Regions from separate parts of the Homo sapiens genome. Here region 1 is linked to region 2. A link is an interaction called in ENCODE POLR2A ChIA-PET data of the cell type or tissue named here. Cell type or tissue: GM12878. All regions are shown on one strand. Each heading gives the region's core, and the rest is flanking DNA. Links, peaks and the distances in the headings are about the cores only.

Region 1 (15,132 bases), core at 6,336-11,335, 130 kb before region 2:
TTGCAGGATAGAATACAGCATAGCCCGCACCCACCTCCCCACCCCTCCAACCCTACCTACCTCTGCCCTTCTTCCTAAAAAGGGCAGATGCCATTTCCATTAGCCCTGTAGGGGGCACTGTCTGCCTCCTCCCTTTTTAAAAAAGGACCAGCTGGTAGACAGACTTCGTGTATCTGCCTTTTCTCCTTCATGCTTTCCTGCCATTCATGACTCATTGCTAATCAATTTTCTCTCTTCCTTGTGCCAGTTTTATAGCCAGGCTTCGCCATCTGCCTGGTGGGCGAGTTGTGTTAGTCTGTGTTTGTGTTAATAAATTAGTTCGAGTAATATTATCTGTGCTGGCTGCTAGGAATACAGACAACAGTTAGCCCTGGTGTCTGCCCTAGGGAAGCTCACAGTATGGGGTGGGAAGGGGAGGCTGCTATTCCCGCACTCTGCGAAAGGGCTGCTGGATAGGGTAGCTTTACTGTTAAGGGTGGGACTGCACTGTATTTAGGGCATGTTTACTATGCCCCAGTGAGCCCTGGGCAACACAAGGGCCCCTTTGGCTCTCTTGGCTCTGAAAAGGAAGCCAGGAGTCTTGGTGGGAAACCTCTAATAGCCGGGGGAGGGAAACGCTGTCCGGGAGAAAACCCTATTTGTTAGCAGTCTGGGAGTCATCTGTCCTTCCAGGCCGACTTTTAGTAACCATAACATCAGTTAAAATAATTTTTTTTTTTTTTTTGACACGAAGACTTGCTCTACTGCCCAGGCTGGAGTGCAGTGGTGGGAGCTCGGTCCACTGCAACTTCTGCCTCCCGGGTTCAAGCAATTCTGCTTCAGCCTCCCGAGTAGCTGGGATTACAGGTGTGCGCAACCATGCCTAGCTAATTTTTGTATTTTTAGTAGAAATGGGGTTTCACCATGTTGGCCAGACTGGTCTCAAACTCCTGACCTCAAGTGATCCATCTGCCTTGACCTTAAAATAATTTTTAATAAAGATGATTTTTAACATTGTTACAAAAGTAGTAATGTGCTCAATGAAAAAAATTTCAGTGATAGAGAAATAAAATGAATTTCAATCTTTGCCTTCAATCTGTCTCACTGTTAACACTTTAGTATGTTAATTTCCAGGTATACATAATAGATATTATAATCATATAGCTACATATGTGTATGTGTTTTTATAATCAAATATATGTGGAAAGAGCTAGAGAGATTATTGTCTTTCTTTTTTATTTTTTTATTTTTTGAGACGGAGTTTCACTCTTGTCTCCCAGGCTGGACTCCAATGACGTGATCTCGGCTCACTGCAACCTCCGTCTCCCTGGTTCAAGCCATTCTCATGCCTCAGCCTCCCGACTAGCTGGGATTACAGGCACGTGCCACCATGCGCAGCTAATTTTTGTATTTTTAATAGAGACGGGGTTTTGCCATGTTGGCCAGGCTGGTCTTAGAACTCGTGACCTCAGGTAATCCACCCACCTTGGCCTCCCAAAGTGCTGGGATTACAGGCATGAGCCATTGCGCCTGGCCAAGAGATCATTTTCAAAATATAAATAAAAATATAATAAAATATTAGGCCGGTCGTGGTGGCTCACACCTGTAATCCCAGCACTTTGGGAGGCTGAGGAGGGTGGATCACCTGAGGTCAGGAGTTTGAGACCAGCCTAGCCAACATGGTGAAACTCCGTCAAACCCTGTCTCTACTAAAATTACAAAATATTAGCTGGGTGTGATGACACGCGCCTGTAATCCCAGCTACTTGGGAGCCTGAGGCATGAGAATTGCTTGAACCCAGGAGATGGAGGTTGCAGTGAGCTGAGATCGCACCCCTACACTCCACCCTGAAGGTTAGAGCAAGACTCTGTCTCAAAAAAAAAGTATATATATATATATATCTATATATAATATTAAACATATAAAAATACCTGTTATAACATGTTATCTATATAATAATATATCTTATAGATATACAATATACCTGTTATTCAAATTGCTTTGTCTTCCAAACGGAGAACTAATTTCCATGTTGGCAGGTGTAGATGGATCTCCCTCATTCTTTTTATCAGCTGTATAGTATGGACACACCATGAGGTACCCAATTCTCTGGTGATACTCATGCAATTCCTGTCTTTTGTTATTATAAACAATGCTGCAAAGAACCACTATATATTTCTCTTTGCTCACTTTTGCCATTATTTCAATAAAATAAATTCTCAAAGGTGGAATGGATTTGATCAAAGGGCACATAAATATAAAGTTCTGATGAAATAGATGAATTTCTTTCCAAAAATAATATTGCAATTTGCATTTGCCCCAGGAGTGATGAGATACCAACTGACACGCTCCCCAACACTGGGTGCCTTTTAATTTTTGCAGTCTGATACATGAAATATATTATCCCATTGTTGTTTTCATTTGGATTTCTGTGGAGTCAAACATCTCTTCCTGAGTTGATTGGCCATTTGAATGTCATCTTCTATAAAGTGTATTTTCCCATGTCGTTTGTCTATTTTTCTTTTCTTTTCTTTTTTTGAGACAGAGTCTCACTCTGTTGTCCAGGCTGGAGTGCAGTGGTGTGATCTTGGCTTACTGCAACTTCCTCCTCCCAGGGTCAAGTGATTCCCCTGCCTCAGCCTCCCAAGTAGCTGGGACTACAGGCACCCACCACCATGCCTGGCTAATTTTTGTATTTTTGGTAGAGACAGGGTTTTACCATGTTACCTAGGCTGGTCTTAAACTACTGACCTCAACTGAACCACCCGCCTAGGCCTCTGTAAGTGTTGGGATTACAGGTGTGAGCCACCACGCCTGATTATATTTTTCTTACTCATGGTTTTCTTCCTTCCTTTGTACTTTTTAAATATTTTAAAATAATTAATTAATTTTCTTTTTTTTGAGGCAGAGTCTCACCCTGTTGCCCAGGCTATAGTACAATGGCGTGATCTCGGCTCACTGCAACCTCCACCTCCCAGGTTCAAGTGATTCTCCTGCCTCACCCATCCAAGTAGCTGGGGTCACAGGTGTGTGCCACTACACTGGGCTCATTTTTTGTAACTTCAGTAGAGATGGGGTTTCACCATGTTGGCCAGGCTGGTCTCAAACTCCTGACCTTGTGATCTGCCCACCTTGGCCTCCCAAAGTGCTGGGATTACAAGCGTCAGCAACTGCACCCAGCCTGTACTTTTTTTTTTTAAGTTGATTTGTAGGAGGTCTTTGCATATCAGGTTATTAGCTCTCATCTGCCATGTGGAAAGCAAATCAGTATTTTTTATAATTTAGTGTTTGTCATTTGCCTTGCATATGTTTTTTCCCCCTACAGAAGTTTAAAAATATTTATGTAGTAAGATCTGTCCATCTTTTCCTTGATAACTTCTGGGATTTGTGTCATATTTTAGAAAGATTTTCTCCACTCCATGATTAGGAAAACATTCTCTGATATTTTCTTCTAGCATGTTTATGGTTTTGTTTTTTACCAATGCATACTTAATCCATCTGGAATTTATTTCAGTGCATGCAGTAAGTTAGAGATTCAGTTTGGTTTTTTTCCAGATGGCTCATCAACATGTAGTTTCCCCTTACATATGTGAAATGCCACCCTTATCATACACCAGATTTTCTTATGTGTTTAGGTCTATTTGTGAATTCAATTCCACTTTACTTCTTTGTCTTCAGTTTCTGAGCTAACACGCTTTAATTATCGTAACTTTGAACATGCTCATAATCTTTTCCAAACCTTTCTCACTATAATAGCAACAAATCTCCTGAGAAGCTGCACACCCTTTCTTTGGCTCTGTTAATGTCTCTACAATGAGGCCAAACAGTCTCCTCAAGGTGACTGTAAATCTTTCCGCCCACTTTCCTTTGTTTATTCCACACTGCGCACCTGCTCTGTGTCTTGGCTGTGTGGGATCAGGAGAGACAGAGGGAACAACACAGATGCAGACCCAGCTTTACATGCTAACTTCAGTGATTAACCCTCAAGGCCACTGCAATTTTCATGATGACAAGTTCAGGGACACTGAACTTGCTCCCAGGGACTCTCCTGGAAACCATGCCCGGATCTCATTGCTTTCGGATGCCCTCGAGCCATGGCTCAGCCAAGGCCAGTGGTAACAGAGCCAAAAGAAGTTAAATTTTAAATAAACCTGACTTCCTCTCCAACATTGTTAGAGAAACCCTGATCCAGTTCATTCCGTTCCCATTAGATAAGAAAAAGCCAAAAAAGATGCAGTCATTGGGAACTGTGGTATGCTGTGAGCTTTTGGAAATGGATTCTTTTCTTTCTTTGCTTTGCTTTGCTTTGCTTTGCTTTGCTTTGCTTTGCTTTGCTTTGCTTTGCTTGCTTTCTTCCTTCCTTCCTTTCTTTCTTTCTTTCTTTCTTTCTTTCTTTCTTTCTTTCTTTCTTTCTTTCTTACCTTTGTTTTTTCCTGGAAGGGAAGAAAATGGAAGAAAGACTCTTGAGAAGGCTAACTTGTCTGGAAATGGTCTTTGAAGCTCAGCAGTGAGAAGACAGCATATTATGGGTCTGGTCCTGTGACCTTGAGCACGTCATTGAACGTCTCTGGACCCCATTTCACAAACATTCAGGCCCAACAAATAGGCGCTGTGCCAGAAGCTTTATTTATGTACAGTCTTATTGGATGCTCAGAACATTCTTATGAGGTAGAATCATTACTCCCTGGTTTACGCACAAGAATACCAAGATTCAAAAGGGAAATAGACAGTATGCCTGAGGCCACTTATTTGGAAGGAGCAGAGCCAGCAGAGGGTGCTTCTCCCTGTTACTGGGCAGAGTAGCGGGGGTGGAGTGGGGCAGGGTTCATCACCCCTGCCAGGAATCAGGACCCACGATGAAGCTACAGCCATTAAGACAGTACGGTATCCACATAGGGACAGACACATTGACCCCTGAGAAGGAGTAGAGAGACCAGAATCAGATCCACATATATATGGTATATATATGCGGCAGGAGTGGCATATCACAGCGAAGAAAGGGAGGATGGGCCAATAAACAGAGCTGGAAAAATTACTTCACAACATAAACAAAGATCCGCACTAGATGTTTTAAGGACTTAAATTTAAAAAAATAAAACTTTAAAACTATTAGTAGAAAATATAGGTGGACTGCCTGTGGTCCCAGCTACTCAGGAGGCTGAGGTGGGAGGATCTCCTGAGCCCAGGGAGGTCGAGGCTACAGTGAGCCATGATCATACCACTGCACTCTAGTCTAGGGGATAGAGCAAGCCCCTTAAAAAAAAAAAACAAAAAACTTCTACAATTCAGTAAGAAAGAAAAATGGACACAAAAGGTATGAGCAGGAGTTTTTTGTTTGTTTGTTTGTTTGTTTTGAGATGGAGTTTTGCTCTTGTTGCCCAGGCTGGAGTGCAATGGCACAATCTCGGCTCACCACAACCTCCACCTCCCGGGTTCAAGTGATTCTCCTGCCTCAGCCTCCCGAGTAGCTGGGATTACAGGCACGCGCCACCACGCCCGGCTAAGTTTTTGTATTTTTAGTAGAGACGGGGTTTCTTCATGTTGGTCAGGCTGATCTCGAGCTCACGACCTCAGGTGATCCACCCCCCTCAGCCTCCCAAAGTGCTGGGATTACAGGCGTGAGCCACCATGGCTGGCCAAGCAGGCATTTAAGAGAAGAAGAAACACATATAGCCAGTAAGTTTAAAGAGATGTCGAACGTTGTTAGTGATCAGGAAAACACAAACCAAGGCTCGGTGAAATACCATTTTACATCCCTTCAATTTTCAACAGTTTAAAGTTTCATAATATGGAGTGTTGGAAGGATGTAGAGCTCCAGGATCTCTTGCATATTGCTGGTGGAAATTTAAATTGGTGACACCATTATGGAAAGGTCTGGCATAATCTTCTAAAACCAAACATTCTTATAGCTTATAACCCAGCAGTTTTACCCTAGCTGCACTGTCCATTCAGTAAAACTGGAAACCATCTGGGATCAGTTGCATTTGCTCATAATTATTAATTCCCTCTTCACCTTGCTAGGCCTCTTCGTTGGAAAAAGACCCTTTCCTAGGAGAGCTGCAGCTGACTCTTGGCCTCACAGAATGAGAACTAGAAATAAATGTTTGCTACAACAAGCCATTGAAGTACTGGGGTTGTTTTTTTCCTGTAGGAAAGGATGAAAACACACCCTATGCTAAATGGGATAGGACAGTGATGAATAGACCTTGGTATGCTCATGTATGGTACACAATAGACAGCAATCAAGATGAATGAACTGCAGGGACATGCCTCAGATATGAATTAATCTTGCCAATCTAATAGTAAGTGAGAAAAGTAGATCTCAAAAGATTATAGGCTGGGCACAGTGGCTCACGCCTGTAATCCCAGCACTTTGGGAGGCTGAGGTGGGCGGATCACAAGGTCAGGAGCTCGAGATCAGCCTGGACAACATAGTGAAACCCCGTAGTCTCTACTAAAAATACAAAAAATTAGCTGGGCGTGGTGGTGTGCACCTGTAATCCCAGCTACTCGGGAGGCTGAGGCAGGAGAATCGCTTGCACCCGGGAGGCAGAGGTTGCAGTGAGCCGAGACTGTGCCACTGCACTCCAGCCTGGGTGACAGAGCAAGACTCCGTATCAGGGAAAAAAAAAAGATTATATTATTTCGCGAAGTTAAAAATGACTAACATTAAAAGTACTCTTTTGAGCCTTTGAGCAACAGCAACACAAGATGGTAGCCAATTTATGAAAACAGAATATGCAGCTACAAAAATAGAATATGGACCTAAATACTCCACAGCACCTCCGTTTGTAAGATTTGTAACAAAAATTAATAAGAATGGAGTTAGTAGTTCTAATGGAGTGGTGGACCAAGAACCTTATTAGTGCTAGCAAAATGGCAGAATCCATATAACATCAAAGTTGTCCTGCAAGAGCTTCAGCGCCTAAAGATGTCTAGTGAAAACATGAAACTCCCTCAGCTGCCTGAAGGACAGCATTACAGCAATTATCCAAAAGGAAAACCACAGGCCCTTTTCCTTCCCCCTGGAGTTTGCTTTAAACGACTTCATTTTCCACAGTAGTAAATTTTCTAGATACATCTCGTAGACCTCAAAGTACAGGAAAAGAAGCTCACTCAAAGGAAATTTATCTTAAGATACTGTAAATGATACTAATTTTGGTCCATTTGAAACATATAAGTTGTGCTATAACCAAAAATGTACTCTTAAGGAATACATATTATTGCAAGAAATTATAACAAGGAAAACGAGAATGGTGAGCAGACAGGACCCAGGCTGATGGGGACCTGGTGCCAGGGAAGGAAGGCTGACTCATCCATGAAGCACCATAGGCACCATGCCTAGGGCCCAAAATACTTTTAGAGGTCCATGAAAATGTGTTTTTTGTTTTGTTTTGTTTTGTTTTTTGAGACAGAGTCTCACTCTGTCGCCCAGGCTGGAGTGCCGTTGTGCTATCTTAGCTCACTGCAACCTCTGCCTCCTGGTTCAAGCGATTCTCGTGCCTCAGCCTCCCGAGTAGCTGGAACTACAGGCACGCGCCACCATGCCTGACCAATTTTTAATTTTTGTATTTTTTGTAAAGACGGGGGCCTCGCTATGTTGCCCAGGCTGGTCTCGAACTCCTGAGCTCATGATCCACCAGCCTCAGCCTCCCAAAGTGCTGGGATTACAGAAGTGAGCCACCGCACCCGGCCATTATTATCTTTTTAATCAGAAGAAACTAATGAACTTTTTAGTTCAAAGAAAATGTTTTACTATATAACAACATATTCTTTATTACCAATGCAATCATAAAATATACGTATACATATATATTTTTGTACACGTCTGGTATACATATATATTTTTGTGCACGTGTATATGTGTGTTTAGGAAGAGGCCCACAAAAGCAAAATGTCCCGGATCCATGCTGCAGGGGATGCACGTATGGTTATTTGTACCTAAAAAGTCAAGGTACTAGCTTTGGTTTGGGGTGAGATGTTACATTATTATTATTTGTTTGTTTTTGAGAAGTGGTCTTGCTCTGTGCCCCAGGCTGGAGAGCAGTGGCACAATCATGGCTCACTGCAGCCTTAACCTCTCAGGCTCAAGCTATCCTCCCACCTCGGCCTCCCAGGTATCTAGGACTACAGGCCTGTGACACTACGCCCAGCTAATTTTTTCTATTTTTTGTAGAGGTGAGGATCTCACTGTGTTGCCTGGGCTGGTCTCAAAATCCTCAAGCAATCCTCCTACCTTGGTGTCCTAAAGTGCTGGAATTATAGGCATGAGCCACTACCAGGCCTGGCCTCTTTTTTTTCTTTTCTTTTTTCTTTTTTTTTCAGAGACAAAGTGTTTTTAGAGACAGGGTCTTACTTTGTCACCCAGGCTGGAGCACATTGGCACAATCACAGCTCACTTCAGCCTCGAACTTCCGGGTTCAAACAATCCTTCCATCTCAGCCTCACACGTAGCTAGGAATATAGGCTCATGCCAACACACCCAACTAATTTGTTATTACTTTTTGTAGAGACAGGGTCTCCCTATGTTGCCCAGGCTGGTCTTGAACTCCTGGGCTCAAGCCACCCTCCTGCCTCAGCCTCCTAAAGTGTTAGGGTTACAGGCATAAGCCACCATGCTGGCCCTGGACCTGTTATGAATGTGCCATTGCCCAGGCGTGGTGGCCCATGCCTGTAATCCCAGCACTTTGGGAGGCCGAGGCAGGCAGATCACTTGAGGTCAGGAGCTTGAGAACAGCCTGGCCAACGTAGTGAAACCCCATCACTACTAAAAATACAAAAAAAAATTAGCTGGACGTGGTGGCGTGCACCTGTAATCCCAGCTACTCGGGAGGCTGAGGCAGGAGAATCACTTGAACCCAGGAGGCGGAGGTTGCAGTGAGCTGAGATCGCACCACTGCACTCCAGCCTGGGTGACAGTAAAATACTCTGTCTAAAAAAAAAAAAAAAAAAAAAGAATGTACCATAAACCAAGGATTATAATCATCTAATTTCATGGGCCTGGGATACCCCTGAAAAACAATTAGCAAAGATATTAAATGTGAATTTGTAAATACTTCCAAATAAAATCTTTTCAAAAGTTTTATTTAGAGATCTGAGCTTCCTTCTGTGCACATCAATTTTTAGATTTTTTGTCTGAAACAGCTACACAAAATTCCTGCGCAAAATTTTAAAATGAAATTGAAATTTTAATGGAAGACTCTAACAGTACTTGCTTTTCTGGCATGAATGAATGAAATTGCTTGCAATGATGTAAGTGGACTTTGAACTCAATTGAACTTTGTTGTTTCAAGTATTTCGAAATACTCACGATTTCAGAGAACCAAGCTCTGGAGCCAGAGTGAGTAGGGAAGAGACACAGTAGTTGTTGGCCGAGCACTGTGGAGAGTCTGTGGGCCAGCAGCAGCACCAAGCAACTGTCAGTGGCCACAGATGCATGTGGCCCGTGTGCAGCAGCCAGCTCGGGCAGGTGGCATCATGGATGAGGTGTTCTCCAAGGAGCTGGACCAGTGGATCAAGCAGCTGAACCAGAGAAAGTAGCTATCCAAGTCCCAGGTCAAGAGCCTCTGCAAGGAGGCTAAAGAAATCCTGACAGAAGAATCCAATGCACAAGAGGTTTGGTGTCCAGTCACTGTCTCTGGAGATAAGCATGGGCAATTTCATGTTCTCATGGAACTGTTTAGAAAATTACCAGATGGCCGGGCGTGATGGGTCACGCCTGTAATCCTAGCACTTTGGGAGGCTGAGGCGGGCGGATCATTTGGGGTCAGGAGTTGGAGACCAGCCTGGCCAACATGGTGAAACCCTGCCTCTATTAAAAATACAAAAATTAGCTTCCCAGCTACTCAGGAGGCTGAGGCAGGAGAATCACTTGAACCTGGGAGGCGGAGGTTGCAGTGAGCTGAGAGCGTGCCACTGCACTCCACCCTGGGTGATAGAGTGAGATCTCCATCTCAAAAAAAAAAAAAAAACCAAAACAAAAATAGAAAATTACCAGATACAGATACAGGCTGGATGTGGTGGCTCACACCTGTAATCCTAGCATTTTCAGAGGCCAAGGCAGATGGATTGCTTGAGTCCTGGAGTTCAAGACCAGCCTGGGCAATATAGCGAGATCCTGTCTCAAAAAAAAATTAATAGAAAATTACCAGATACAAATTACTTGTTTACAGGAGATTATATTGACAGAGGATATTATTCAATTGAAATAGTTATGCTGCTCCTAGCTGTTAAGGTTTCTTACCATGAATGCGTCACCATTCTTCCAAGGAATCATGAGAGCAGGCAGATCACACAAGTTTATCATTCCTATGAAGAGTGTTTAAGAAAACATGGAAATGCAAATGTTTAGAAATATTTTCCAGATTTTTTTTTTCAAAGACTGGGCCACCCAGATTGGAGTCCAAGGGCACAAAGATGGCTCACTGCAGCTTCAATCTCCCTGGCCCAAGTGAGCCTCCTACTTCAGCCTCCCAGGTAGCTGGGACTACAGGCGTGCACCATCATGCCCGGCTAATTTTTTGTATTTTTTTGTAGAGATGAGTTTTTCACCATGTTGCTTAGGCTGGTCTTGAACTCCTGGGCATAAGTGATCCACCTGCTTTGGTCTCCCAAAGCGCTGGGATTACAGGCATGAGCCGCCATGCCCGGCCTTTACAGGCCATCTTCCTCTCACTGCCTTGGGGGATGGGCAGCTCTTCTGTCTCCATGGTGGCCTGTCGCCATCTGTAGATACACTGCATCACATCAGAACACTGAATTGCCTACAGAAAATTCCCCATGAGGGTCCAATGGGTGACTTGCTATACTCAGATCCAGATGACCATGGTGGCTGGGGTATATCTCTTTGAGGAGATGGTTACACCTTTGGGCAAGATACTCCTGAGACATTTAATCATGCCAGTGGCCTCAGGTTGGTGTCTAGAGCTCACCAGCTGGTGATGGTGGGACATAACTGGTGTCATGACTGGAATGTAGTAGCCATCTTCAGTACTCCAAACTATTGCTATCATTGTGGTAATCACACTGCAATCATGGAACTTGATAATACTCTAAAATACTCTTTTTTTGCAGTATGACCCAGCACCTCACAGAGGCAAGCCACATGTTACTCATTGTACCCCAGATTACTTCCTGTAATGAAATTTTAAGCTGGGCATGGTGGCTCACGCCTGTAATCCCAGCACTTTGGGAGGCCAAGGCGGGAGAATCACCTGAGGTCAGGAGTTCAAGACCAGCCTGGCCAACATGGTGAAACTAAAATATAAAATACACTAAAATCTACTAAAAATACAAAATACACTAAAATCTACTAAAAACACAAAATTAGCCGGGCATGGTGACATGCGCCTGTAATCCTAGCTACTGGGGAGGCTGAGGCAGGAGAATCGCGTGAACCCAGGAGGCGGAGGTTGCAGTGAGCCGAGATCGTGCCATTGCACTCCAGCCTGGGAGACAAGACCAAAAATCCATCTCAAAAAAAAGAAAAAGAAAAAGAAAAAGAATTTTAAATTTGAACAGGATTGCCATGAATTGTATATTGACTTAATGGAAATGGGGACAGCAACAGTAACTCCAAAGTGTCAGAAAATAGTTAACATTCAAAAAATTTGTTTTCACATGGACTAAAAGCTGTGCCATATAAAAATACAAAGCTTTTTGTCACCAAGCCGTGATCACTTTAGAATAAACCAGTTCATTGTATGCTGGAGCAACATGGTGTTTGCAGTTACTTTTGCTTTCTTTGAGAGACCGCAGATAATAAGATGTAAATTCACTTTGTGAATACAATTTAACCTCCATCTAGCTATAGCTTTACTCAGCATGACTGTACATAGGGGTAGCAGAAAACAATCACTGGATCACTGGAACTTAATGAAATTAAAAAAAATAAATGCCAAGCCCTCCCCTCTACTTAAGGGTTTTGAAATCGTTCTGTTTATTTTCAGGGATACCATTTAATTTAATTATAAGACTTGCCTCCACTCAGTTTGTCGCCTTCTCAAATCTGAGCCACATGCCATTCTTCGTTATTGTCAGAACCTAGTGAGTGGTTTTGAACAGAGCTGTTTTTGCCCCTTCCTGTAAAGTGATGTTTTATTGCACAAGAGCACTGCAGAGTTTTCATAATAAACTTGCGAGCTCAGAAAAAATTACTCATGAAGCTCTTATTTGCAGTGTTTGTTATTAAAGCAGGCACCCTAAAGAGTATAGCCAGCAGGGACAGATCCAGGTTTTGTGAAAGCCTGAGGTTTATATAAGTGTGTGTGTGTCTGTGCGTGTGTGTGTGTGTGTGTGTGTGTGTTTGTATGGTGAGGAGGGCTCTTTATGAAAAAGACTGCAAAATTCTAAGTACAAAATTAGGTACTACAGGAGATTGCATTACTGGACCCAATACTTCCCCCCTCCTTGGGTCTACATCTTTGCCATATGACTTTGCAGTTTGGGCCACTAAAGTGTCAGAGTGTATTTCTACTCTTCTTGACTCTGGCCTTGGCCATGTAACTTGCATTGGCCAATGGGATTGAGTGGAAGTGACAGCATGTTACTTCTGAGTCTGGGTCTTTCTTCTTTGTACCTTGTCTTCAACATGAGGGCATTCACTGGTTAGCACAGTGGTCCCAGGAGGAAGATGAGGGATACAGGGAGCAAAGCCATCCAGCTGACCCAGCTTAGATAACCTAGCTCACAGCTGCTGTGGCCTAAAGCATCCCAGCTGATCTGCAGATCTATGCCAATAAATACTTGTAAGCCGCTGAGTTTGGGGACCATATGTTACACAGCAGTACTCTACCAGTAGCTAACAAATGCAGGTATAAACATGAAGGTTTATTTGTAATGAGAAAATAAATCACAACAGATAAGATTTTAGCAGCTGACAAATAGCTCAAAAGTCACAGAATCCAGAAAAATACATAAATTTTCATTAATTGCCATCTGACATACCTCTATAATATCCTATATGTTGGCTACATTTTCTTTGGTTGCCTCTCCAATATAACAACTTAAATTTTTTTTTTTTTTTGTAATTTTGTGTTTCTACAGAGAGGAGGGAGAGAGGATTCTCTCTTTCTTCTGAAATGGTTTATTGAAAAATACTTTTTAATTGGTAATTTAGTAAAGTTTCGTCTAGCATCATAACTGACTTTAGGTCATGTTGTTTCAATTATTAAGATTGTTGCCAAAGTTGTGAAAACCTCCATCAAGTTTCTTTCAGGACATTTTCAATTTTCTTGTACAATTAATTGTAAATCTTCTTTTAATTGATTCTCATTATCCATTTGTCATCAATGTTCTTTTGTAGTGGTACATTGTAAGTTTCATGCTTTCTTAGTTCAGTAATGTGTGTCAACTCAGCAAAAGTAAATATTTTTTCCACTGTGTCCATGATCTACTCCTTTTTATTATTCATTATTATTATTTTGAGACACAGTTTCACTCTCCTTGTCCAGGCTGGAGTGCAATGGCCCGATCTCGGCTCACTGCAACCTCCACTCCCACATTCAAGCAATTCTCCTGCCTCAGCCTCCTGAGTAGCTGGGATTACAGGCATGAGCCGCCACGCTCAGCTAATTTTGTATTTTTAGTAGAGATGGGGTTTCTCCATGTTGGTCAGGCTGGTCTCCAACTCCCGATCTCAGGTGATCTGCCAGCCTCGGCCTCCCAAAGTGCTGGGATTACAGGTGTGAGCCACCGTGCCCAGCCTATTGTTATTATTTTTAGACAGGGTCTCACTTTGCCACCCAGGCTGGAGTGCAGTGGTACCATCATAGCTCACTGTAACCTCTAACTCCTGGGCTCAAGTGATCCTTCTGCCTCAGCCCCCAGAGTAGCTAACTGGGACTGCACTGCATGCCACCATGCCTGGCTAATTTTTTTTTTTTTTTTTTTTTTTTTTTGCTATGGGGTCTTTCTGCCATATCTTATGGGCTAGAAAAAAATTTTATTTAAAAATAAAATAAAATAGATTTGGGGGTCCTTGCTATGTTGCACAGGCTGGTCTCGAACCCTTGGGCTCAAGCAATCCTCTCACCTTGGCCTCCCAAAGTGCTAAGCTTACAGGCATGAACAACTGTACCCACCTATTCCTTTTTAGTAATTGGATTACCAAAGACTCCAGAAGGCTATTTATACCTGCTTTGCAAATTTATCTTTTCCTCTTACTGAGTTACTGCTTTTGGAATGATCTGAAATTCTTTTGTTACCATTTTCTTCCATCGATTTTCTGTTGATTTCTACTGGTTTCATTGTTCATTTTTATGGCCTTTATTTTATGCTCTATTAAGCTTTAAATATTTTTTGTCAGCTATTTAATATATAAATTTAAAGGTAACAAAAGGAAATATGTAATTTCTTAATTGTTTTATTGGAAATCAGATGTCTGTCCTTCAGAGAGGCCTTGACCACTCAAATCATGGAGCTCTTCCCAGCACTTTTTAACCCTTGATTTGACTTTCTTTTCCTTTACAGCAGTTGATCTGATGTTAAATTACGCACTCACGTGTTTGTTGTCTGTCTCCTCCAGTTAGAAGCTAAGGAATTAGCTCCTTGAGCCCTAGAACATTGACAGATAAATAGATATTTGTAAAGTCAACGAATGAATGAGTTCCCTAAGTGCCAACCAGTGTCCACACTGTGATTTCTGTCCAGCTGCTTGACGCACTTCCAGGACTGGTAAGAGTCAGTGACTGCTGAGAATCCACAGTGCCCTGAACCCTACCAAAACGCCCCACCCCCATCTCCTTTGTACTAAACTGGGTCTCCATTTGTGACATCTTTTCCATTAAAAAAAAAAAATGTGTCCTGGAGTGGTGATCCCAGCACTTTGGGACGTGAAGGTGGGAGGATCATTTGAGCCCAGGAGTTTGAGAACAGATTGGGCAACATAGCGAGACCTTGTCTCTAAATAAATAAATAAATAAATAAATAAATAAATAAATATAAATTAAAAAGGGACAGACTCAGACTTTTTTGATAGATTATACAAGTTATTTCTCTCTCAACCCAAAGTCTCTGTTCAACCTATAGTTACTTTGCCTACTTTTATATTCTTAATATAGCATGATTTAACTTTCTGTATTATTCTTACCCCCCCTTAAACGAGTAACCCCATTTGCAGCCTCCAACTCAGCATATCCTAAACTGAATGCATCA
Region 2 (15,132 bases), core at 6,237-11,236:
AGGCTTCCACCTGGGGCCCACCCTAGCCCCGCTCCAGCCCCACCCTCAAGTCCCACCTCAGCTGCCCACTTTGTGGTACGAGTGGTCCCTTCAAACCCAGAAGCATCCAGGGGAAACCCTCAAGCCCCGCCTCTCCGGCCCCGCCCCCTGATCCGGTCCGGACTCCTAGGCCCGCCCCTACCTAATTCAGAATCCACTTCGCCCCACCCGCTTAGACCTCGCCTCCTGCTAGGGCTCCAACCCCCGCAGGCCACACCCCTTCCCAGCACGGAGACAGCCCCTCTGACCTCGCCCTCTCCGCCCTGCCCGCTCTGGTCGTGCCCCAGACACGCCCTCGGGTCTCCGCGCGCGGCTTGCAGGCCTCACCTTGCTATGCGCGTAGACCACTGAGCCCAGCAGCTTCCAGGTGCCGCCGCGGCGGTCCATGCGCACCATGCGCAGGATCTGCAGGAAGCGCATGCTGCGCAGCGCGGACGTGGCGAAGATGTTGCCCTGGGTACCCGCGGCGATGACGGCCACCGAGGCCACGAACACGATGAAGTCTGCAGGGGCGGGGGCGGCGAGATCACAGCCAGCCTACCCCGCGCACGGACCCGGAGGCGGGGACTTCTGGGGATGTGGCAGGGGACTGGGGAGGGAGGGGGAGGGTCCGCTGAATCTGTGCGGGTCTCCAGGGTCAGAGTCGGGATTGGGAGTAAAGGCGTCACCCTGGCTCCTGGGGTCAGGGGTCAGGTCGGGCGGGGCGCGCCTCATTACCGATGACACAGAAGGGCTTTCTGGCAAAGCGGAAGCGACCCTGCCATCCTCGGTAGCGGCAGCAGCATCCGGCGGACCAGACCCGGACGATGTACTCCAAGCCGAAAACCACGATCATCACGAATTCCTGTGGGACCAGGGGCCTGAGTTCTGGTCCTCAGTCTCCAGAACTGGGGCCCAGGTCACAGCGCGGACCCAGCCAAGAGTCCCTGGGTTAGGGGGACCAGGGCCTCCTCGGACCCCTCTCCTGGAGTTTCCTGGACTTGACGATTCCGGAGGGCAGGTGGCCCCCTCCGCCTCCTGCAAGAAGACTAAAAGCCCTAGTGTGTCCTCCCCTTCCGGTCCCCATGAACTGATCGGATTTTTCTGCTCCTCAACAGGCCCTCCCTGTCCCAGCTGTCTCAGACTCCCTAACTCTGACCTGGTGACAAAAGGGGTTGCTGGCTGTCAGCTGTCTCCCTCTGAGGGGCTTCCATTTGGTGTTTTGTGTTTAGGCAAAAACTGACCTAAAATCCACCACACGTGGAGTTTGCAGATTTTGTCCTGAGAAGGGGTGGAGCCTACTCACTTCTATTCTGGACCCATCATAAGCCCTTGCATAGAGGCAGGAGGTCCCCCAACACTTGCTATAAAGTGGAGATGATGCCCAGAGAGGGGCAGCCACAGCTGAGGGAACACAGCACAGCAAGCTGCTCTCTGAGCCATGGTATGAGAAGCCTCTTTCCACCTTCAGCCCTCAGCCCAGAGGTGCCACCTCACACGGCCCCCCTCAGTCCCGGACTCCCAGCCCAGAGGTGCTACCTCACACAGCCCCCTTCAGTCCCGGACTCCCAGCCCAGAGGTGCTACCTCACACAGCCCCCCTCAGTCCCGGACTCCCAGCCCAGAGGTGCTACCTCACACAGCCCCCCTCAGTCCCGGACTCCCAGCACTTACCAAGATGAGGAGACACTCGTTGGCAAGTTCCTGGTGCTCCTGGATAGTGGACAGCACAGACAGCACCAGGCAGCTGAAGACCAGCAAAAATCTGCAATTACAACATGAGGGAGAGGGTTAGATTGTTGGAGGGACAGGACAGCCAAGGTGCCCCTGGCAGGGGGTTACAGAGCCAAGAGAGGAGAACATTATTTTCAGAAAATTATGTGGAAATCAGAATTGGAATTCCCTGGAGTTACAGCTCTGTGCTGGGCACCAAAGGCAGCAGCCCTCAAGCCCCAAGCTACTGGACCTCACAACTATCTCAATTGCCCCCTGCTGCAGGCTGCAGCTCAGAGAGGTAGTCACTCATCTGTGAGTAGCAGGTCTGGCAGTGGAAATAGACTGACTCAGGGTTCCTCCAGGTCTAGCCATCCACAAGTGGTGGCCTTGGCCCCAGCTTGGTTTTAAGATGTCTTGGGAGAAGTGCCCCAGAGGTCAGCCCAGGGCTCAGGGAAGGTCAGCGGATGAAGGAGGGACCTTCTTTCTTATGCACTCCAAAGTGGCAGGAGCCTGGCCTCATCTGCAGAATTGGGACAACTGCCCCTGCCTTCGTGGAATTAAGTAACGAGACAGCTAGAAAAGGAAAGAGGATCATGGAGGACAGGTAGAGAAGGAATGATGCAGCAGGGAGAGGATGTAGGGAGGGGAATTGGGCAGTGTGGAGCTGGGCCATCGAGGCCAGGAACTTCCCTGCAGACAGCATGAAACTACAGAGTGGCCCAGAACCAGAGACATAGAAATGGAAGGAACTTTAGACCCTAGCACATCCAATACTTCCCTCATCCCCCAGTGCACCACGAGGAAACAGGCCCGAAGAGGAAGAAGGACTCACCCTTTGTCGCCCAGTGTGCCCAGGACAGAGCTGAGATTAGAGCCAGGGTTCCCAACCTCCCAGTGGATGGGAAGAGGACCAAGGGCATGAGGAGAGAAACTGGTGGCCTTGCGGTATGTGGATGGGTGAAGGAGAGCGAGGTGAGAGGTCACAGGCTGCAGACACAGCAGAGGCGAATGAGGTGGCCTCCAGGAGCACCCCTCTTTAGGATGGGGGTGTGCTGAACATGCACACACCCTGGAGGAGACTCCGGAGGGAACAGGCTTCTCTGGAAATACATCTCTGTGTACTGACCCGCCAGCCTTCCCAGATGTCCCCAGTCTCCCCACCTCTGCACCGTTGCTGGCACGGTGCATGCTACGCAGAACACCTCATGTCTGTGCCTGCGAGACTCTGCTCATCGTCCACGCCTACAGGAACACAAATGCTACAAAGCTCTACGGAGCCTCTGATTCCCGCACCCCACTATCCCCCCTTCAGAACTGCCAACTCCCGATGCTTGCCTCCCTATGTGTGGCCCAAGTCACCTTCTATGTGGCTTTATTTATATTCATGTTTCGTGGTGACCTTAAGGACAGCAGCTCGGGGTCAGAGAGACCTGAGTTTGGATCCCAGTCCTGCTTGTGTGTGTGGTTTTGAGACTGTCACCTGCCTTCTCTGAGCCATCTCGTTATCTATGAAGTGGGGGCTATGGAAGGAAGACATGCAAAGGGCGTGGCACTGCCCTGGCTCACTTACACCTCCTGGACAGGGGTTCCTGACCTTTTTGGGGGGCAAGTGTATCCCAGCAAATACCCCTGGTTTGAGAAGGTAGGTGGCAGATGTCGGTAAAGTGTTATGAGTGAATGAGTTCGAGAAGAGCTTATTCCTCGGCCAGTTCCAGACCAGAGCTGAGTCAGCAAAAACACGGGGTACGGGAGAACAGAAGAGAAGAGCACCAGCTCCTCATGTTCAATAATTAATCACAAAAAAGGCAGCGGCCACATGTACCTGCATCGGGACTGCAGCTGAAGCAGGGTTTAGGACCAGAAGGGTCCTTCATGAGGTTATCTCATGCAGCCCTCTCCTCGGGGAATGGCCACAGCCAGGACTTTTTAAGACTTTACCCCGGCCTTGACAGACACCCTCCAGTCCCGTTTCTCAGCTGACCTCAGAAGCTCAGGCAGCAGTGGGCCACTCTGGGGACTTCTTCTTGAATGTTTCATTAACACTTTTCTTTTTCCTTTTGCTTTTTTTTTTTTTTGAGATGGAGTCTCATCCTGTTACCAGGCTGAAGTGCAGTGGTGTGATCTCGGCTCACTGCAACCTCCGCCTCCCGGGTTCAAGCGATTCTGCTGCCTCAGCCTCCCGAGTAGCTGGGGCTACAGGCACATGCCACCGTGCCCAGCTAATTTTTGTATTTTTAGTAGAGACGGGGTTGCACCATGTTGGCCAGGATGGTCTTGATCTCCTGACCTCGTGATCCACCTGCCTCGGCCTCCCAAAGTGCTGGGATTACAGGCGTGAGCCACCAAGCCTGGCCATCATTAACACTTTTCTTGCCATGTCAGTAATTACACATCTATAAAATTTCCACTTCACAATTTAAAAAAAAAGGAAAGCAGATTATAAAACCTTAACGGCAATGTGATCCCAATGTTTGAAACAGAGATGGTTTTTACACACGTACCCAGAGTCAGCAAGGCTTATCTATGGGTGGTAAAATTAAGTGATTTGGCTTTTGTTTTGCTTTCTGCTTATCTGTATTTTCTATTTTTTGTTTTGTTTTGTTTTTTTTTGAGACAGGGTCTCACTCTGTCAACCAGGCTGGAGTGCAGTAGCATGATCACGACTCACTGTAGCCTTGACCTCCTGAGCTCAAGCCATCCTCCTACCTCAGCCTCCTGAGTAGCTGAGACCACAGGCACATGACACCACACCCGGCTAATTTTTAAATTTTTTGTAGAGATGGGGTTGAACTATGTTGCCCAGGCTGGTCTCAAACTCCTGGGCTCAAGTGATCCTCCCGCCTCTGCCTCCCAGAGCTGGCAATGTAAGCCACTCGCCCAGCCAGTATTTCCTAATATATTGTTTGGAACAAACATGGGTTGTTTCGGTAATAACAAACTAATATAAAATTTAAAATGCAGGCTGGGTGCGGTGGCTCATGCCTGTAATCCCAGCACTTTGGGAGGCCGAGGTGGGTGGATAGCCTGAGGTCAGGAGTTACAGACCAGCCTGGCCAACATCGTGAAACCCCGCCTCTACTAAAAATACAAAAGTTAGCCAGGCGTGTTGGTAGGCGCCTGTAATCCCAGCTACTCAGGAGGCTGAGGGAGGAGAATCACTTGAACTTGGGAGGCGGAGGTTGCAGTGAGCCAAGATGGCACCATTGCACTCCAGTCTGGGCAACAAGAGCAAGACATCATCTCAAAAAAAAAAAAAAAAAAAAAAAAGGCCGGGCGCAGTGGCTCACGCCTGTAATCCCAGTACTTTGGGAGGCCGAGGTGGGCAGATCACAAGGTCAGGAGATCGAGACCATCCTGACTAACACGGTGAAACCCTGTCTCTATTAAAAATACAAGAAATCAGCTGGGCTTGCTGGCGGATGCCTGTAGTCCCAGCTACTCGGGAGGCTGAGGCAGGACAATGGCATGAACCCAGGAGGCAGAGCTTGCAGTGAGCCAAGATTGCGCCACTGCACTCCAGCCTGGGCGACAGAGTGAGACTCCGTCTCAAAAACAAAAACAAAAACAAAAACAAAAACAAGAAAAGCCCACTTTGGATCCTGCCCCACCCCTTGACCACAGTCGCCTCTGCCATTTAGCAGGAGTGAGGATGTGGCAGCCTCTCCCAGGTGTCCAGCTCGTGTGTCCAAATGCCTGCTCAATGACTCTTCTTGGATGTCTGGTGGCCTCTCAAACCCAACACCTCCAAACACCAGTTCTCAATTTGTCCTCAAGTCCTCCTCACCTCCAGCCTACCCATCTCAGTAACGGCACCACGGCTCCCCCAGGGCTCAGGCTCCTTCATTCTTCCTTTCCCTCCCCCTGCACATCCCCTTCTGAGCAAATTCCATTGGCTCTACCTTCAGAATCTATCCCTGGGCAGGCCAGGTCGCACCATCCCAACCAAGCCGCCACCATCTGGCACCTACCTGGCCTCCCTGCCTCCACTGTGCCTGAATGTGACCACTCCCTTCAACGCAGCCAGGGTCATCTTCCCACAATGCACAGCTGGAAACCATCGCTCTCCACAAAACTCTCGTCGGACTTCCATCGCACTTAGAGAGGGAAAGTCCAACTCCTCGGCACTGACAACAAGGCCCTGCAAGGTCTGTGCCTCCACCCCCGCCTCCAAACTTGACCTTCTTCACTCTCCTGCTGGCTCACTGCACCCCACTTATTCTGGCCTCCTTGCCAGTCCTGGAACACACCTAACATATTTCCACCTCCAGGCTTTGAACCTGCTTTACTGTTTCCTCTGCCTCACCCAGGTCTGTTCCAATGCCACTTCTTTGGAGGGGCCTCCCCAGCCATCCCCTCTCTGAAAGAATGGCCTCATCTCCACTCTCTTGCCCCTTATTCTGACTGACCGATTGCTTGATTGATTTCACAGCACTATTGAAAGACTAAGTAAATGAATAGCAGGAGTTCACTGTAACCAAACATCAAAACACCATGTTACCAAGCCAAAGCCTCCAGTTTGTACCCACTGAAGAGGTCCCCAAAGCACATCCATCCCTGACTCCTCTGGCTGCCCCATGTCTTTCCTAAAAAGTAACGCCTCTGACCTTGACCATCTCCATTTGGCGGACGCTGCTTAAAAAGCCCCCAAACTTCACTTCTCCCTGCTTTAACCCACTGGCTAAGAGTTTCTATACCCTTGATACTCTCATTACATTTGAAGGGATATACTTGGACTAATAGAAAACATCCTGGGACGAGGCGCGGTGGCTCATGCCTGTAATCCCAACATTTGGGAGTCCAAGGTGGGAGGATTGCTTGAGTCCAGGAGGTCAAGACCAGCCTGGGCAACATTGTGAGATGCTGTCTCTACAAAAAAAATCAAAACAAAAATTAGCCAGGCATGGGGGTGTGCATCTGTGGTCCCAGCTACTCGGGAGGCTGAGGTGGGAAGATCGCTTGAGCCAGGGAGGTTGAGGCTACAGTGAGCTGTGATCTCGCCACTGCATTCTAGCTTGGGGGACAGAGCCAGACTCTGTATCTCAAAAAAAGAAAAGATCCTGTGTTCCAGGCACCTGAATAATTATCCATATCTTCCAGCTGAGGAAATAGAGCTCAGGGAGGGATAGACTTGTTCAGGATCACACAGTGAATCAGTGGCAGAGCTGCAGCTAGAACCCCAGCTCAGGCTGACCCTCAAGCTGCCTTGGCCTTCCTGGAGTGGGGGTGGTCCTCACACAGGGACAGCAGAAGAGAGATCAGTATCTGGAGGTCAGGGGTAGAGGAGACAAGGTGAAGGAGCCCCTTAGCTGGGGTCTCATGCCTGCCACAACTAGGGTGTGGCTTCATTCATCCAACAAAGGACTTTCTAAGGATTCTCTCTGGCCCCCTCTGGGACCTCAGTTTCTCCATCTATACAAATATAGATGAAACATGGGTGCTGGCTGGCCTGGGCCCTCTCTAATCTCCCCAGCAGACAGGCCAGACTAGCGGCCACTTTCTAGGACATCTTTGCCCATCATGTCTGCCTGCAAGTTGTGGCCCATGTTCTTTCTCCCTGCCCAGCCCAGGAGGCAGAATGAGACAGGCGGGTGTTGCCTGGCTGGCTCTCCCCAGCTGGTCTGATCACAAGGCTTATCCAACCTTTCCTCTCCATTTCCCCCATCTCCCCATCCCATGACTATCCCACTCGTTCAGGAGGGAGCAAGAGGATTAGAGATGAAAAAGTGAATGGTTTGCTTAGATTTGTGGTTTTCAAACTACGGTGGGTGTCAGAGTCACCTGGAGGGCTTGTTAAAATACTGATTTCTGGGACCTATTCCTACAGTGTCTGATTCAGTAAGTTTGAAGTGGAAAATATGCCTTTCTACAAAGGTCCCTGGTGATACTATTGCTGCTGTTATGGGGACCACACTTTGAGAATCACTGGCTTAGGTGATGGGAGCAGTTGCAGCTGACTCAATTATTAGCCAGCTCAGGGCTTTTAAACAACTGCAATCACCGCCTTCTCCACATTTATACCTCCTCAAGTCACTGTCCAGAAGCGGCCACAGGGCAGGAGGGGGAAAGCTCTGCTGGGGAGGTGGCTCTCATGTGGTGACCTGAAGTAATAACCATAACTGCTCCTGCTGGCCAAAGGCTTCCTATTGGCCAGACACTGTGCCAAGCCCTCTAAATGCATGTTCTTAATGAGTTCTCACAGTGACCCCATGGAACCGTACCATCATCACCCTGATAAGGAGAGGGCGGTTCAGAGGCGTATACTGTGGTGACTGCAGAGCTCTGTGAATACACTAAAATCCTCTGAACTGAACACTTTAAAAGGAGGAATTTTACTGTATGTGAATTATATCTCAATAAAGCTGTTATTCAAATGAGAAAAGAAAGGTATGACTTGTTCAAAGTCATAAGCGCAGGACCTGAGCCCAAGACCACCTGGACCACCGGGCCCTACTAATGCTCTGGGCCTCAATTTCCCTGTCAGAAACACACACAAAGGTCGGGGACAACTCAGTGATGGTTAAGGTCCCTGTAGCTTGGTAACTCTCCAGCAGTGGGGTGGAGAGGATCGGCCATCAGCTCAGCTCCAGATTCTCTGGGGATGTCCCTGGATCCAGCTGAGGTCTCTCTCTTCATACCCACTGGGCGTTTGCCCAGTGTCCACGGCTCTCTCTCTCGACATGTCCAACATGTCCCTGGAGGGACAGCTGCTGGGAGGCCAGGCCAGAGAGATGGGGATATGATGGGGGTAGGAAAGATGGCAGGGCATCTCACAGCAGAAAAGAGGTTGTCACCTGACCTCTCTGGGCTATATTCACTTCAGACACCTACACTCAGCCAGGTTTATTGTAAAACCAGAAATGAATAATCCAGGTCCCAAGGAATTAACAACACAGAACATGACACAGTGGTGACGGGATGGACGAGGCCATGACAGTGTACTCAAGGGGTCGGGGAGAGTCCCAAGAAGCCTTCCGCACAACCAAAGTGGAGGGATCAGTGAAGACTTCTTGGAGGAGGTAACTGGACAGGGGTCGGGGTGCCCCAGGCAGAGGAAGCAGGATGTGCAAGCAGTGGGAATGTGGCCGTCGAGGCAGCCCAGAACGGCCAGCAGTTCTGGATGGTGTGGCCTAAAGTGAAGGGGGCAGTGGAAAAACCAGAGAGGGCCAGACCCAGGGGCCTTGAGTAGCATTCTCAGGCACTGTGAACATGATCCCAAAGGCAATGGGGAGTCATTGTAGAGTTCTTTTTTTTTTTGAGACGGAGTCTCACTCTGTCGCCCAGGCTGGAGTGCAGTGGTGTTGGCTCACTGCAACCTCCGCCTCCTGGGTTCAAGAGATTCTCGTGCCTCAGCCTCCCGAGTAGCTGGGATTACAGGTGCCTACCACCACGCCCGGCTAAGTTTTGTATTTTTAGTAGAGACGGGGTTTCACCATGTTGGCCAGGCTGGTCTTGAACTCCTGACCTCAAGTGATCCACCTGCCTCGGCCTCCCAAAGTGCTGGGATTACAGGCGTGAGCCACCGCACCTGGCCAATTGTGGAGTTCTAAGAGAGGAAATGACACAGTCCAATTTGCATCTCAGGACCACTTGGGGAAGTACACAGAATAGATCAAAGGAGATAAGACTCAGCAGAAAGACCAAGAAAGCTCCACAATAGCTCAGACGACAGATGACTGTGGCCTGGCCCAGGGTGGTGGCAGCAGGGAAGAGGAGTGGATGGGTTGGAAAACACCGCAGGAAGTAGGGCTCGGTGATTAACTGGAAACGGGAACTAGGAAGGAGAACAACTTCTCTATTTCTGGTTTGGGCATTGGATGGATGAAGGTGCCATGAGTGCCTTCATGGGACGGGGGAGACCCCACTGGAGGAGCAGGTGTTGGGTGGTGGGCATGTTGAGAGAGAGAGAGGGCTATGGGCACTGGGCAAACACTCCATGGGTATGAAGAGAGAGACCCGGCTGGAAATGCAGATCTGGGGGACATCAGGGTAGAGGTGGTGACTGAGGTCACAGGAGCAGCTGAGACAGTCCAGAGAGCTTGTAGCAAAGTTAGAGGAGGACCCGATGGAGCCCCAGCGGTGCAGCAGGAACAGAGGCCCTCTACGCAGACTGGGAGGGATAGCCAGAGAGCTGGGAGGGAAAGCAGAAGAGAGAAGTGTCAGAGAGGCCACGTGAAGAACATGTTTCAAAGCGGGAGTAGACAACAGTGTCAAATGCTGCCAAGAGGTCAAGTGAGATAAGGCGTGAAAAATGTCCTCTGGATTTGGTGACACATTGGTCACTGGGTCCCTTGGCAAGGGCAGCCTTCTCTCAGAAGGAGAGGAAGACCAGAACAGGCCCAGAAAAAGTGAGAAAGGGGAGGGGCAGTGAGGAGGTAGAGACAGTAAGTGTAGGTTTAACAATTTGAAGATGTTTGACTGCAAAGAAGAGATCAGAGATCGTAGCTGGAGAAGGATGCAGGGTATAGGGAATCTTTTTCTTTTCTTTTAAGATGAGAGAGCCAGAGTGGAAGGAGCCAAGAGATCAAGAAGGAGAAGTTGAAGATGCGGGGAGACAGAGTGAGTAGTCAATGGAATGAAGTCCCCAAGGAAGATGGGAGGCTGGGATCCAGAGCCAGGGAGGAGCTGGTGTGGAGTAGGAAGGATCCCTCCAGCTTCCACAGGGACAGGAAGGCATGTAGGTGGGAGGAGGCTGTGGGAAGGGAGGAGGCCGACAGCCCCTACTCACTGGGGACTGCTCTGGGAAGAGGCAAGGCCCAACTCTCAGAAGTGGGCAGGAGGGTGGGGTGGGGGATCTGAAGAGATGGAGGAGGTATGGAGCTGGGAGAGGAAGGTGGGAGAAAAGACCACGCCTGGAGAGGGGTCCCATGGGAGCACAGGACCATTATCCTCAGCAGCGAGGATGGCTCTTCAGACCTGGAACATCACAGGCACTCAACACATGCATTTCAGGGTTTTATTTAGGTTTTTTGTTGCTGTTTGTTTTTAAGGCTTGATTATCCAGTAGGAAGCAGCCTGTGTGAGAAGAGGACCGCTCCCCACCCCCAAGTATCCACCAAGGCCAAGGTAAATACAGATCCAGGCCTTGCCCCCTCCTTCCTCCAGAGCCTCCTTCCTTCCCTCGTCTTTCCAGCGTCCCTCCCAGACTGAGCCCTGCCAGTGTCTGGGGACTGCCCAGCCACCAGCAGTTTCCCTGATTTCTTTTCTTTTGAGACAGGGTCTTGCTCTGTTGCCTGTGTTGGAATGCAGTGGTGCAATCATAGCTCACTGCAGCATCACTCTCCAAGGCTCAAGAAATCTGCCTGCCTCAGCCTCCTGAGTAGCCGGGACCACCACACCTGGCTAATTTTTTTTGATTTTTAGTAGAGACAAGGTCTTGCTATTTTCCCAGGCTGGTCTCCAACCCCCAAGCTCAAGTGATTTGTGCATCTGGCCTGGGGAGCGCGTGACTCTTTCCTTGCCCCCTAGACCAGGGCCCAAAGGCAGGGCTCTGTCTCCCCTCAGCTGGAGGACCCTGAGGCCAGTCTGTCCTCCATTCAGCCAAGGTCCCTAGAGGGCAGAAGCTATGGCCACCATCACCTTCTGGAAGAAAGGGGCTCCTTAAACCCCAAACCGGAGCTGATACCGAAGAAGGGACTTCAGCTAGACTTGACAGGCACTTCCTGACAAGGGGGGCAGCCTGGAGGCCCCCAGACTCTTCTAGAGAGAGCAGGCACTTACTTTCTCCTGCAGGGGAATAAGGGGAGGGGCAGTAAGCCAGGCCTCAGAGCGAGGCTCTTTCCAAGAATCCTCAGGGGCTGGGAGGAGAAGTTTCCCCTGATCCAGCGATTCTAAATATGGCAAAGGGAGCAAGAGCACGTGACCCAGGGCCCCACACCAGGGCCGCCGCCACTGCCGCTGCTGCTTCTCTGGGCCAGAGGCTTGCGCTGGGGCTTAGAAATTGCAATGGGGCCCTGATGGAGCCTCAGTTTCCCTGTCTGCAACATGTAGGTGGAGCACTACTCAGTAATGGCCAAAGTCCCTTCCGCCTTGTGACTCTCCAGCAGTGGGGTAGAAAGGAGAGAGTTGGCCCTCAGCTGAGTTTCCCTGAGGCTGTCCCTGGAGGGACAGCAGCCGCCAGCACATAGAACAAACTATGAAAAAAATGCCCCCTCTTGGAGGATGGCTTAGAAAAAAAGCATTCCCGTTAGCCTGACAAGTTATAAAAACTTGACCCCTCTAGACGGACCCATTAGCACAGGCATCCCTTCCCCTGGGCTGCCCCACCCCTGGGCATAGGCTGGATTCCAGCACCCCTCAGCCCTCTCAGCCGGCCCCTTTGTGGCGCCCAGACTGCAGAGCGACACATGACAGCCCTGCGGTTGGCTCCACAGCACTCTCCTGGCCGCCACAGATTCATGGAGAGCTGGAGACTGACCCAAGAAGGGCCCACCCATAGGTTGGGCTGAGCCAATCGGATTGTCTTTCGCAGGAATGGAACTAAGAACCACAGAGGAAAGTTGGCAGAGGTGCAGAGAGATGGGCCATGAGACTGCACTACGCTGGAACCTCATCCCCCTGCTCTCTATCCCATGAATCCAAAATGTGCTTTCTGCCTTGAAGCCTCTAAAGAATTCTCTTTCCTTACCATATCTGTCCTCTACCTCCAGAAGCCAATTTTTCTTTTTCTTTATCCCAAATGTAATAGTACAGAAGCCAGTTTTTATTGAGCCAGCTTGAATGGTTTCTGTCCCACGGGACATGAAAGGCAGTGTCTTCTAGACAAGGTGTTTGATGAGGAATAGCTTCCTCCTCTCCCACCTGCACCAGCCCCAAACCTTCCGACTTGTTCTGTCTGCTTCCTTCTGCCGTGCCAGCCTGCCTACCTGTTGCACCAGGTCAGTGGGCTGAGCAATGTGTTGACAAGAGCCAGAGTGGAACAAAGAGGACACAGGGGCATCCATCTGTTGGGACTGGCCAGACAGAGCTGACTTCTCAAACAGGGAGGTGTGGGCCCTCCCAAGCAGGATGCCATTGAAAGGAAGGGGAAACATGGGGTGGAATTTAGGCAGCCAGGATTTGAGAAACTCAAGCAAGATGGCTAGTGGAAACCTTCCCTCGGTTCCACTGAGCAGCTCCGTGCAGATTCGGGTGGCTCAGTTTTACATGCTGGCTTTGGCGTAAAAATTTCATGTGAGGCCGGGCGCGGTGGCTCACGCCTGTAATCCCAGCACTTTGGGAGGCTGAGGCAGGCGGATCACGAGGTCAGGAGATCGAGACCATCCTGGCTAACACGGTGAAACCCCATCTCTACTAAAAATACAAAAACTTAGCCAGGCGTGGTGGTGGGCGCCTGTAGTCCCAGCTACTCCAGAGGCTGAGGCAGAAGAATGGCGTGAACCCAGGAGGCGGAGCCTGCAGTGAGCCGAGATTGCGCCACTGCACTCCAGCCTGGGCGACAGAGCAAGACTCCATCTTAAAAAAAAAAAAAAATTTCATGTGAACAAAAAGCTTTGCTGTTTTTTTAAAAAGTGTGAAATCCACTGAGTTGTGGGCCCAGGCCCAAACCCCTTAGCATGATTGCAAGGAAAGCCCCACCCACCAGGCCAACTTGCTCTTCACTAGCCGGTACCCAACCTGACACTTGGCACTGCATTATCATAGCTCTGTCCCTGACAATGGCAAACGCGCTCTTTTCCCCTCCCCACCTTTACTCATGCTGTGTCTGAGCATGAGCTCAGACTGGCAGGCTTAGGTCAGAGCCCCCACCTCATGCTCCCTTAACCCCCATCCCACCTCCAGAGGGAAAAACAAATCCAACACATCTGAGCCAGAAGGGTGCCTTCTGTGTTCCAGAACTACCAGGAAAGGAGTGATCCCAGAGTGGAATGAGCAAGGGGAGAGTGGTGGGGGGTGAGGGCAGAGAGGCAGGGGAGGTGGAAAGCGGACCATCTACTGGCTATGGTAAGGATCTTGGCTTTTACTCTGAGTGAGATGGGGAGTTTGAGCAGGGAGTAGCTCAATCTTCCTTATGTTTAAAAAGATCACACAGGCTGCTGAGTGAACGGACTATGGTGGGGGAGAGGGGAGGAGGGAGCAATGACGTTTGCCCCATTGTGAGTTGGAAAGTATAATCCTGGCAAGAGATGCCAGTGACTTTTTGTTTGTTTGTTTGTTTTGTTTATTTTTATTTTTAAGAGATGGGGTCTTGTTATGTTGCCCAGGCTGGATTGTAGTGGCTATTCACAGGTGTGATCCCACTACTGGTCAACACGGGAGTTTTGACCTGCTCCGTTTCTGACCTGGGCCAGTTCACCCCTCCCTAGGCAACTTGATGGTCCTCTGTTCCCAGGAGGTCACCATATTTATGCCAAACTTAGTGTGGACACCTGATTGGAATAGCTCACCACAGCCCAGAACTCCTGGGCTCAAATGATCCTCCCACCTCAGCTGCCTGAGTAGCTGAGACTACAGGCACATGCCACTTCACCCTGTGTGACTTTTTTTTTTTTTTTTTTTTGAGACAGGGTCTCACTCTGTTACCCAGGCTGGAGTGCAGTGGTGCAATCACGGCTCACTGCAGCCTCAACCTCCTGGGCTCAAACAATCCGCCAGCCTCAGCCCCCTGAGTAGCTGGGGCCACAGGTGGGTGCCACCATGCCCGACTAATTTATATTTATTTTTTGTAGAGACAGGGTCTCCCCATGTTGCCCGGGCTCGTCTCGAACTCCTGGGCTCAAACAATTCTCCTGCCTCCATCTCCCAAAGTGCTGGGCTTACAGGCATGAGCCACTACCAGCTGATGATGGTGACTTGTATGAGGGGAAGCGGAAGTGGCAAGATATGACCAGATACTGGCTATATCTGGGCACTGAAAGGTCCCTTAGAGATTAACCAACCTTCTCATTTATAGATGGGGAAACTGAGTCCCAGAGAGGGGCCTGGCTTACCTGTGATCATACAGTAGATCAGAGACAGAGTTGGGCCTGGCACCCAGATTTCCTGATTCCTAATGCAATGTTCTTTGGATTTCTCCTCTGTCTGTAGAAGGACTCAGGCACCTGCCTCTCACTCCCACCTCAAAAATTCCCTCATCCTGGGGCCAAGATGGGACCTGCCCCTGCCCTTCCTGCTGCATGTGACTTTGTGGCAGTGGGTTCAAGCATTGCCCAGTTTCCCAGCTACTTGAACCTGGCAGGGGTCAGGGTAACCTCAAAGGAGCCTTCTGTCCTCTGAGTCAGCAGAACCTGTGCACTATATTGGGGGAGGGAGAGGGAGGGAAGAGTCCAAGACAAGGGAAAGAGTTAGTCCTTGCCACTGGGTTCTCAGTACTTCCAGGGCAGAGAGAGCACCAAGAGCTGACAGGGTCGAAGAGGAGCACCGTGGAGGGCAGAGTTCCCTGGGGAGCTCAGGTGCCAAGACT

What was found. Peaks named below come from ENCODE experiments on the same cell type or tissue, not always from the same donor. Only the 100,000 strongest peaks of a DNase experiment are listed, where the experiment ranks them.
Region 1: POLR2A ChIA-PET joins it to region 2 with 7 read pairs; 3 of 35 experiments call an interaction of 5 or more read pairs at or near these places.

The regions. Positions count from the first base shown.
Region 1 is chr1:40,934,085-40,949,216 of GRCh38, reverse strand. It overlaps the pseudogene LOC100128362 and the pseudogene UBE2V1P8. Among named protein-coding and RNA genes, the nearest start is that of CTPS1, 38 kb to the left of the region's middle. RefSeq lists an enhancer at 3,887-4,386. In GM12878, for the core only: no CTCF peak of the experiment used is centred there; no DNase peak of the experiment used is centred there.
Region 2 is chr1:40,803,915-40,819,046 of GRCh38, reverse strand. KCNQ4 (potassium voltage-gated channel subfamily Q member 4) reads right to left here. Exons shown (of 14, transcript NM_004700.4): 2 at 1,692-1,782; 3 at 757-883; 4 at 367-542. It also overlaps the pseudogene RN7SL326P. Among named protein-coding and RNA genes, the nearest start is that of KCNQ4, 28 kb to the right of the region's middle. RefSeq lists a silencer at 115-174 and enhancers at 495-544, 5,173-5,672. In GM12878, for the core only: no CTCF peak of the experiment used is centred there; a DNase peak (open chromatin) is centred at 9,336; H3K27ac peaks cover 821 bases.